Linked DNA regions of Homo sapiens: region 1 is linked to region 2. Evidence: chromatin loops called from intact Hi-C (ENCODE). Cell type or tissue: ascending aorta. All regions are shown on one strand. Each heading gives the region's core, and the rest is flanking DNA. Links, peaks and the distances in the headings are about the cores only. Region 1 overlaps GNAQ (G protein subunit alpha q). Region 2 overlaps GNAQ (G protein subunit alpha q).

Region 1 (5,379 bases), core at 152-5,151, 95 kb after region 2:
AAAGTGATTATCTCTGGGTGGTAGGATGAGTAACTTCTCTTTTTCCTATTGCTAACTTGTATTTTCCCAATTTAACAAATTAAAATGGTATATTTTGTAAAAATAAAACAGTTGTTAAGAAACTGGGAGAAAAAAAAGGTCTATCCCCTTACAAGGACTTTACTTCAAAGATGTAACAGAACTGGTAACAGAGTTAAAAGATCATGTTCTTTAAGTCAGAAGATGTGGAAGGTGAGGTAGTTTGGGGCTGTACTTGGAATTCCTCTAAGACCAGCCTTGTGAAGATAAAACTGAGATAAAATATACAAGAAAATGTCAGAGAGTGGTCAAGTATTATATGAAGGAATTTGAATATTATATAATGGAATGATTTTACTAGTGAGCCATTAGCAGAACATGTTTTGGGTTGAGTTGTTTTTCTTAATTCTGCAGTGATCCATCACTCTGCTTTGTGAGTACTGTGATATACTTGCAAAATGGTTGGCTGGACAGAGCAGAAACAGAACTGGCATGCTGGATGAAAACCACAGCCTTTACATTAGTAACCCTTGTCCTAATCAATGGAAACAAAAAATAATAAGGCATTCCCAATAGATTTCCTGGGAAACTCACCAAAAAGTAGAAAATCAATCAACACCCCACCACATATATTCCTCATAGTCCTTGACCTCAGGACCCTAAACACAGTAGAGGATCAAAGAAAAAAGGGTAATGCATAATTATCTCAACTGCACCCCTTCAAATATCCACATGTAGAAAACTTTTAAAAATAAAGACACTTGAAATCTACCAGAATATGATCAATAGCTGTGTCTGGCTTGTAAAAATACAGGTTATATTATCTTTTTGTCTGTATTTTACAAATTTCTAACAAGCATTTACAAATTAAATTTTAAGCAATCTTTGCAATCCTTGCAAATCTGCTGCACTTGGATCCAATAATTAACCAACTGGTTATTTGACTGTAAATGAGTGAATTTACCTTTCTGGTTTTCATTTATCATTAAATGGGCTGGGAATGATGACTTCTTAATGGATAGAAACAAAATCCATGAAAAAAGAGTACTATTTTTAGAAGTTCCACTAGTCCCAGTTAGCACATAAGACTAATAACCTCACAAGGCAGATGTTGGGCATTGCAGAACCCATTTCTGACCTCAAAAGCTCTCAGGTCAACATAGATTTGAAGATTATTCTAACCCAGGGAACCAAGGAAAGGGCTCCCCTCAGGGGTTTTGGTTCCTGAGTCAAATTTGAGCCTCAAGATCATTTTAAAGCCAAGCTACAAACCACAAAAGAAACTTAAGAGATATTAACTACAGTATATACTGACACATGTTCGACGTGTCTTGAGAAAAGGAAAAATATGTTGTAACAGATTTGCAAATGTAACATGACACGGGCAAGAACACTGGGAATGTTAGTCCCTTTTCTGCGATTAAAATGTTTGACTTTCAGTAGTCACAGGAATAATATGGGTCACAATTCTCCCATATTTACAAGAGTCAGACTGGATAAACTCAAAAGTGTCTTCTCTTTCTATAATGATATAAATCTCTAGTATGCACATTCATGTGAGACCACTCTTAATTAAAGCTTGATTTCCTCTACTACACAAATTGGAAAAAAAAATAAAGTACCTTTATCCTGGAAGTAACTAACTTTTTTTTTTTTTTTTTTTTTGAGACGACGTCTTGCTCTGTTGCCCAGGCTGGAGTGCAGTGGCGTGATCTTGGCTCACTGCAACCTCTGCCTCCTGGGTTCAAGCAATTCTCCTGCCTCAGCCTCCCAAGAGTAGCTGGGATTTACAGGTACACAACACCACGCCTGGCTAATTGTTGTATTTTTAGTAGAGATGTGGTTTTGCCATGATGGCCAGGCTGGTCTCCAACTCCCTACCTCAGGTGATCCACCCACCTCAGCCTCCCAAGGTGCTGGGATTACAGGCGTGAGACACAGTGCCTAGCCAGTGACTTCTTATTTTAAAATTGTCCCATGTGGTGTTAGGCAACTACCAGAATACTGCTTTAGAAGAACATTCAATAGTGAGAAAATATGTTCCTCATATATTAGAAGAGAAAACAGGCAGGCAGTATGAACGAATGATACCTGTTCAAAATCTACTGATTCATTCAGAATACATACATAATATTAACAATAGGATATCTGGCTAATGGCAATACTAGTACTTTTTTTCTTAATCTTTTCAGTATTTCAAAAATCTGGTACATTTGAAAATAAATTACTTTCATAATCAAAAACTATAATAAAAGCATTTTAGAATTATTCCAGTGGGGCTCACAAATCTTCCGCCATACCAGATCACCTGGCTCCATCAAACAACCAATAGAGGCTGTTTTATGAAGCTGTGTATACAAGATGCAGGTTGTCACTTAAACCATTCATTTAAAACACTCAATCATCCTTGCACCATCAAGCCGCCTCACCCCATATATCCTCTTTAGACCAGAAACCAAACCATTCCTATTCCCTCCTCCACCAAACTTACCATTCAGCAACCTCTGAGGCCCCTCTGGTCAGGCCCAGTAGAAAATATGTTTGGGAGTAGGTGGAAGTTCATGGGACCCCTCACATAACTCTGTGAACCACCATTTCTTCCACTGAGGCATTGCTCCAACCTCTGCCACTCATTGTAACGCAAGAGAAATCTGGTCTGCCACTTTGACACTAACTTAGCTTGCCCAGTGTGAAATTAACTGTGTAAAGTACAGTAAAATATTCAGTGAACACAAGATGACACACTGCCTCTTTAAAGCAGCTGTGATTCCATAATTACCTGTTTGTGATTGGAGTGACAAGAAGATCTGAATAATTCAGGTATTCAGAGTCTAAATACTTTACGAAACAGCTAGTTCTGGAAGGATATAAATCCAAAGAGAGCAAAGGAAACAAGGGAGAGCCACTCTGCTCATGTGGGCTGTCCCATCCAAGAACACCAGGGGTCTCAACCCACCGCAGAGAATTCAGCAAGGCGGCTGGGGAAGCACAAAGGTCTGTCAGCTTTCCAGTTCCTTCTGAGTCTGTCTTCACAGTGCAACTTCCTTATTTGTTTGAAGTATTGTAAATTCCGAGAATATCAGGCACACCCATACTCAAATGTAAGTAGAAAAACACATCGCAAAGCCAAATACAAATTGGTTCTTGGGCTATTAACTGGGGATCATCCATCAGATAAGGCTGATTTTCTTCTTTTAAGTGTTTAATGTGGCACCTTCACAAAAGAGGTAAATCTATTTGCCAGCTTTGAAAATGTAGCACTTGAAACAGATATGAAGTAGCTATAAAGTTGCTTTACTCAAAAAGTAAGAAAATAAGTAGTTTAAAAAAAAAGAGAGAGAGAGATTTCTTAAATTCCACACTGCTTTGTTACCACTAAACTAAATGTACTGCCTCAGGTTGTGTCTGTCTGGGTTATGATTACATGCAAAACCTAGGTCAAAACGGCCCTCCATTATTTTATGCATGTGGCTTTTCAATAAAGTGTTTATTAGGAAAACAGAAAAAGCCTTCTTATTTTGGAAAATGCCTTAAAATGCTTAATTACCTAGGTTAGAGGTAAGCTACATACTCACGGATGAAAAATATATCCTCTTAGGGAAAAAAACCCGGTTGCCCTAATTATACATGGATGATCTAATTAAACTGTCATTCACAATTCATTAAAGCTATTAATAAATCATAAATGGGCAAAAGGGATAATATAGTTAAATTTATAGGAGCATTAAGACCTATTAAAGGCAGCCAAGTACTAGTGGTGAAGTTCCCTAAGAACATGAACTTTACACCTCATCCAAGGGACCCTTAGAGGCCGCATCTAAAGGCTCTAGACTGCCTCCTCGTTTATAAATGAGGAAACTGAGGTCTACTGAAGTTATGCGAATCACCCAAGTTTACATCCTCTAACTTTCCCACTACTTATAAGGTTGCCACACTTCCTGAATTGCAGGCATTTCTTCAGTCCTAAACAGAAAATGCTAGCATGCCTTGCTACTTTAAGTGGAGGACGAGAGCTTGATAATCATTCCTGGAATAGTTCACAGAACAAAATATTAGATGGGAAGTTAACTGACGCAGAGGAGAGAGGACCAAATGGTGAAGTGGTAACATCACTATCTACAGAACAACCACCATGCTGCTAGTGGATACTGCAAGAAGAGAGAAGCAACAGGAACTAAAGAAAAACAGAAACATTTTGTGAAGTCTGATGTGTCCAGAAAAAGGGTTCCTAGGAATTTCTTGGTGAGTAAAATATCCTTATTAGTAATCTACCTGTTGACAAAAGAAATTTTTGCTTAAACTAAGAGAATCACACTGCCAACCAAAACAGCAGAGTAACCACTATGTCAATAAAGGATTGAGAATAAGCAGAACATTTTCCAGCTCTATAAATACTATGTTTTCTTCCTCTTAAGATTCCACATTTCCAAAAACCCCAAAAACACCCAGGCAAAGGAAACTCCATCAAAAGCACATTACGTCTTAGCACTAGTCAGTCAGTGCCTGCACCCCACAAACCAACGTGCAAAACCTGGGCGTATGACCCAGCAGTCGTGCTCCACCACTGACTGCTGGAAAAACCAGTCTCTTCAAATAGGCAATGCAGAATAAGACAAAAATAAAATAAAATAAAATGAAACCTTCTCTGTATTGTTGTTAACTGCAGTCTTTATTTTACACAATAACAGTGTATTTCTGATGCCTTAAAGCAGTTGCTATACGGATCAACAGTAACACATGGGTTAAAGCCCAGGGTATCAGATTCAGGTACTACCACTAGCTAGGTAGCTTTGAGCAAGTTGAGGGACCTGTCACTTTCTTCATCTGCAAAATGAGGATAATGATGCCTAGCTCACAGGGTTTGTTTGCAAAAAATACAGGTAGAGCCCTTAGCAATACAGGTAGAGCCTGACTGCCACAAAATAAATTCTGTAACTTAATATTATGGCAAATAAAGCCATTCACAATAAAGCCTCATTTGCCCTCTCCGGGCTACGCCCAACTTCTCCCGAGTAACAAGCTATGTTCTTTCAGACCTTCAGGCTTTTTACTTCCCTTTCCCCAAATATCCTTCTCTGCTGGGCAAAACCTCCCCCATTCTTGTCCTTTAAGTTGGCCAACTCCCCAGAGGCCAGCTGGCTGCTCCTTCTATGTCTATTATGTGATTACATTTGGATTATAATTACTTATGTAACAAGAAAGACATTTATTTACTGGAATGAGGGGGAAGGGTGAGGACCAGTCTATCCAGGCTATTTCCACAAGGAGGCAAGCAGTGAGCCCTGGGCTGGACTGTACTTCCCAGGGGCACAGGCTGTGGGGAGGGCCCCAACTTAAAACGAAGAGAGGACAAGTTTTCAA
Region 2 (5,379 bases), core at 222-5,221:
AACTGTTTATCATCTTATTTTCTCCTTTATGTGAGGAGAAAATGCAGCAGAGAGTGAAGCACGTCCCTTTTAACCTAAATATAGTGAACAAGGCTCTCTCCTTGGTTAATCCTCCCTCAGAGAACAGTATCCTTAGAGTCTAATATAAATAACATTTTTGTAATGTTTTAGAGTTAGCAAAGCACTTCTACATATATTTTCTTTCATTTAACCCTCAACTACAATTCTATGAGCCAGACAAGACAAATATGATTATCTCACATTACAGATGAGGAAGCTGAGGCTCACGAACTTCACTGGGAGGGAACTCAGACAGGACTAGACTTTTGCCCCTGGGACCCAAGAACTCGCCACCCCTCAGTAATGACCTACCCTGTCCTGAAAGGAACACTGGAATACTTCGAACTTCCTGAACTGTGGTCGCTGAGATAGCATCAATGCCAGATTAGTGATTTAGAAGGTGTTTGCCTTACTAGGATAATCTTTCCCTGAGCAAATCCATCTAAAAAAACTCCGACAGCCAGAAGTTTGCTCAGCCTTGCAAGGCAGTGGTCTATTATGTCTAGAAACATCTCTCGCTCAGCCTTGCAAGGCAGTGGTCAGTTATGTCAAGAAACACATCCCTTATTTGTTCACGAAAGTCCTGCAAATATTTTGGCAAATAAATTCAGAAAGCCGGAAACGCTAATTATTAGGCAGAGACAAACCCACAGTAATAACATAAACAACAAAGTGCCTTTTCAGCACTGCTATTCAGTGTGCCTTCCTGTTGCCAGTGCCACGAAAAACACGATGGGAATGGCCTGGAGGAGATGGAAGAGGAAATGACTCCTTTAAAGACCACGTCCTGTGGGCAGAGTGCTGCCTTACAATTTGCTACAGCAGATATCAAAAAGGAAGGGTGGGTAGTATAATTTACAGGGAGAGAAAAGTGGTTAAAAAAATAGAGCTCCTTAAGAATACTGTTAAGGTGGGGCACATACAATTAGTTTTTTAATAGATGAACTTTATTTTTTACCTTGGGAATGAAAAGTGGGGAGGTAAAATAAGGATTTGGTCAACTGGCTACAAATATCTATGAACTAGTCCACTGTCAAGGCAAACGTCTATGCAGGGCCTCCCTATGTGGTTGTGCATTTTGGGCCTTGTGCAAAGGGACATGTGGTGGAGATCAACCTGGGGCCTGGAACCAGTCAGCATTCTGCTCACCAAGCTGTGTGCCTTGGTTAGTCACTAAGAAGCACCTTTGTGTAATCTGCCTGCCCATGGGGCCTAGAGATGCCTTTTCCATTTGCACAAAGGCACTCTATGGTAGCAGCAGACCTGCACTTAAGTATCTGTCCATTTCAGTTTCTCTCCCTTCAAGGCAATGTCATTTTAGATGTTAGGTGATGTAGTCGTGTTGGATGCTCTGGATTTCAGCCAGCTAGGTAGGACCTCAGACAAATCACATAAGTGGTTTTCTGCTTCACTGTCTCTATCACGATCAATGAGAACAGTCCCACCTACCCCTGTCTCCTTGGGGCCACTGTGAAGCCACTGCCAAGAGTCTAAAAATCACAGTTCTTTCTCTGATGTGTCCAGTAACATCTTCTACAGAGCTTTCACATCTATTAACACCAAATTCTTCCCCCTCAGTAAAGTTGAAAGTAAAGAACAAAGATTTTAAGTTCAGTGACAAGCTAAGTGACAAAGGGGACTCATAAGCCCACTTGAATAGGGCAATTTCCACTTCACAAGCAAAGCACATACTTTCACATGTCGGAATTCAAACCACTCTCACAGATCTTCAAGCTATTTCACTAGAGTCTTAGGGTGCAACTCTCTTAACAAGCAACCCCATTGCTGGCATCTCTGAGGCAGCAATTCAAACCCCAAATTGGCCTGTTTTCCCTGACAGACTGCTGGGATACAGATTCCTGGCCAACAGCAGAAAAGCTGGCAGCTCACTGCCTCTTCCAGAGTTGGCTTGGCCAGGGCAATGCCAGAACAATTGGTCTCATTGCCTTCTGAGATGACAATTAATTAGTGTGGTGGGAATAAGGAGTGGTCTATCCAGGGAGCTGAGCCTTTGCCCTTCTGAGGGCTGTGGTATTGGCCTCTCATCAGAGCCAACGTCCGCATCATAAGTCTCACTGTGCATGGCTTCTGGCTTCCCTAAGGCAGTCTGGAGGGAGACAGGGATGGAAGACCTTCCAAGAAGTTCTTTGTTGGGGAAAAAGGAAAAGGAAAGAACACAAGCAACACTAAAAATACAATTCAGAATCAGAGATAAATACCCGACAGCAAAATGCAATACTAAGTTAGAGAAGACACCGTTCTAGACATAATAAAGGAAAAAAGGACAAATGTTTCATTGAGAAGTGTCTCAGAGTGTAGCAAGAAGAAAAATGTGTGGTGACAGAAATCTAGCCCCACTGAGGAAAATTCGAGCTCAGTGACAACATCCTCAGCATGCTTTATTAGGCACTAGCACCAAGTGCATTGCTCAACATGCTGTGAATGAGAACACATGAGTCACAGGACAGCACCCCCTGCTCCAGCCGACAGCAAAGGACGTCGATTATTTAACCGTGGAAGAGGATAACTGATGACTCCCAAAGGTTTTCCAGAAAGCAACATAACATCTCACTGCAGGGATGGGGGAATTAAAACATGACTCTCAAGCATCCTAAAACTATCTAAAAAATAGAAATAATAAGAGTTTTTTTTTATTTTACCAGAGATTTTATAGACCTGATAGTGCACTACTTCTCAGCCACAGACAATATCGAGACAAAGCCTTGATACTGGAGTGGGGTCAGGAGTTCAATGTGGAGCCATGTGGGGTCTACAACTAGAATGATGATTTAAACCTGACCCCATGGGTACCTTACCGGCCAGTGCTTTCTGAATCCTCTCCCAGCTAAACTGAAGGAAAATGGTCATCTGGTCATCCGTACTGGCTTTTCAACCTGCTTCCTACCCTGCTTCCCCCATCCTGTTGTAATCTGTTTTCCACCTCCACCACAGTTCCACAAAGCAAGAGCTGGCAGGAGATGATCGAATCCAAGGGGCCCCTTTCAGCTCTTCTCTTACTTGCCTTCTCTGATGCCCAGGCTGGAGAGCAGTGGCACAATCATGGCTCACTGCAACCTCAACCTCCTAGGCTCAAGCGATCCTCTCACCTCAGCCTCCTGAGTGGCTGGGGACTACAGGTGCGCCACCATGCCTGGCTAATTTTTAAATTTTCTGTAGAGATGGAGTCTCATCATGTTGCCCAGGTTGGTCTCAAACTCCTGGCCTCCCAAAGTGCTGGGATTACAGGCATGAGTCACCTTGCCCAGCCCTTGACAGTATTTGATAATGCTGTACTGACCACTCTGTCTAAAACTACGTTCTTCTGTGATTTTCTGATACTACTTTCTCCTCATTCTATGACACCAGTGGCACCTTACCTATTCAGCCAGGCTTTCACCTAAGCTCTAGGCCAGTACTTCCAAATGTCGGCTACACACTTCACCTGATGGCCGCAGGCCCCTTCAATCGCAGCATGTCCCAACACATCTCAACATGCCCCGCATGCCCCTATCTGCTTCCACTACCCCTCAGAAGCTGGTTTTCTTCTCATTTATCTGTCAGAGTCAATAATGCCCTCACTCACCAAGTCAGCTCTGCCAGAAATCCTGGACAACCCTGGCTCCTCCTGGTCTCCTGCATCCACCACTTCCAGTTTACTCACTCAGTGTTCTTCAGTCTCCTCCATCTCTCTCTCTCACTGTGTCCCTCCTCTACACCTCCACCTCTACTGCCCTGGGTCTGGGCCTCATTCTCTCCTGCTCGGGCCACAGCAACAGTGTCTATGCTCATCTTCTGCATCCACGAAGATCTTTTTCCAGTCCGTTCTCCACAGTGTGATGGAATGATTTCTCGGGAACGTAAACCTAATCACATCACTCACCTGCTTAAAGCCTTTCCACAGCTCCACACGATTTACAGGACAAAGCATTTCTGATTTGAACCCTCTAGAACTTCCTAGCCTCCTCACCTCCCACTCTGTGCCTTTAATCTTAGCAGTCACTCAGACCTCCTTTCAGTTCCCCAGACCTGGCAAACCCATCCAGATGTCCACACTTTCTCTCTTTGAGGTTCTCTTTGCCTTACATGTCTTTTGTCCACCTGTAAAAACTGCTGGTGTCCTTCATGACCGACTCAAATGCCTCCTTTTCTCTGCAGGCTCTCGTGACCCTCGCCTGCCTCTTCCCAGGCACCATCACTCCTGCCTGCTCACCACCATGGCACATCCCCACCCCCACATCTGTCTCACACAGGGTCTTAGAGCTCCTGGGGAACAAGGACCACCATTGCTCTTTTCTCCTCTTCCCAGCTCTTACTAAAGTGCTTGGTACCTCATAAAGGATCAATAAATGTTTACTGGAAAAAAAAGATGTCACCCATCCCCAGATCTTCACAGGTGTGTCTAATTTCATATCCTCTCTTTCCATACAAACCTGTGTTTATGAATTGACACTTAACATACTTGTTTTACTCAACAAGGTCATTTCTTCCACTGAAGATGGAGAAAGTAAATCCAACATAATTGTCTAGCTTACACAAAATCGGAAAGAAAAAGACTGAGACACCCAAGGTTTCAGATGAAAACCCCATTTTTTCCCCTCAGTGATCAATAAAAAGTTTTTGTGATAAACCTCCCCCAAAACAGGATGCCTATTGTGTAGGACATGCCTCCTTCCCCCACCATGGAATTTAAAATGTTCAGTGATAAGGTTTCTGATATGTGTCATTATCTGCATATTCTGAGTATTTCTGCATGAAGAGCCAAAATCTGTGGCTCCTGAGAAAGTAGAGCTGGACGTATGCTCTGATGTCATTCTTGTCTTCACAGAGGGCACTGAAAAGAACCCAATCACTGGGACAGGTAAGTGACATCAAGTGAGTCTTAACCATTCTAAATGTTTTGCTTTTGTTTCTATCTCCAAGCCTTTATTACGTATCTCTGCTCTAGTAACTGTGTCCTGCCTCCCCACTCCTGATCCCTCCTGTCAGTTTCCCACTAGCTAACCCGTCTTCCAGTAGGGTCCTATCCTGGGGGTTATTACAAATGCTGGTAGCAGCATGTCATGGAAAGTTTGCTCTGTTTACTTTAATTGTTGTTGCTTTACTTCTGCCTGCTGCAAAGACCCCTTTTCTTTACAGTCCATCGTTTCCAACCCATGCAATGCACAACCTAATACCAACTGAGCTGGCACCACTCCTTTGATGTATTTTTTCAGAGGAAGGTTATTTTTGCTGGCTTGAAAGGTTTTCTTTTCTAGCTTTAGGTAAAAATCAGCAAAGATTCCAGTTCTTATCAATTGAGTGCTTAAGTAAACAGAGCAG

Evidence for each region. Peaks named below come from ENCODE experiments on the same cell type or tissue, not always from the same donor. Only the 100,000 strongest peaks of a DNase experiment are listed, where the experiment ranks them.
Region 1: a loop joins it to region 2, with 2.1 times the contacts of the local background. A loop is called at or near these places in 5 of 110 quality-filtered maps.

The regions. Positions count from the first base shown.
Region 1 is chr9:77,941,999-77,947,377 of GRCh38, forward strand. All of the region lies in intron 1 of GNAQ (G protein subunit alpha q), which reads right to left. Among named protein-coding and RNA genes, the nearest start is that of GNAQ, 87 kb to the right of the region's middle. In ascending aorta, for the core only: no CTCF peak of the experiment used is centred there; a DNase peak (open chromatin) is centred at 2,995; H3K4me3 peaks cover 1,709 bases; H3K27ac peaks cover 4,291 bases.
Region 2 is chr9:77,846,614-77,851,992 of GRCh38, forward strand. The region is part of intron 2 of GNAQ (G protein subunit alpha q); the gene reads right to left. Among named protein-coding and RNA genes, the nearest start is that of GNAQ, 180 kb to the right of the region's middle. In ascending aorta, for the core only: no CTCF peak of the experiment used is centred there; DNase peaks (open chromatin) are centred at 790 and 2,508; H3K27ac peaks cover 4,751 bases.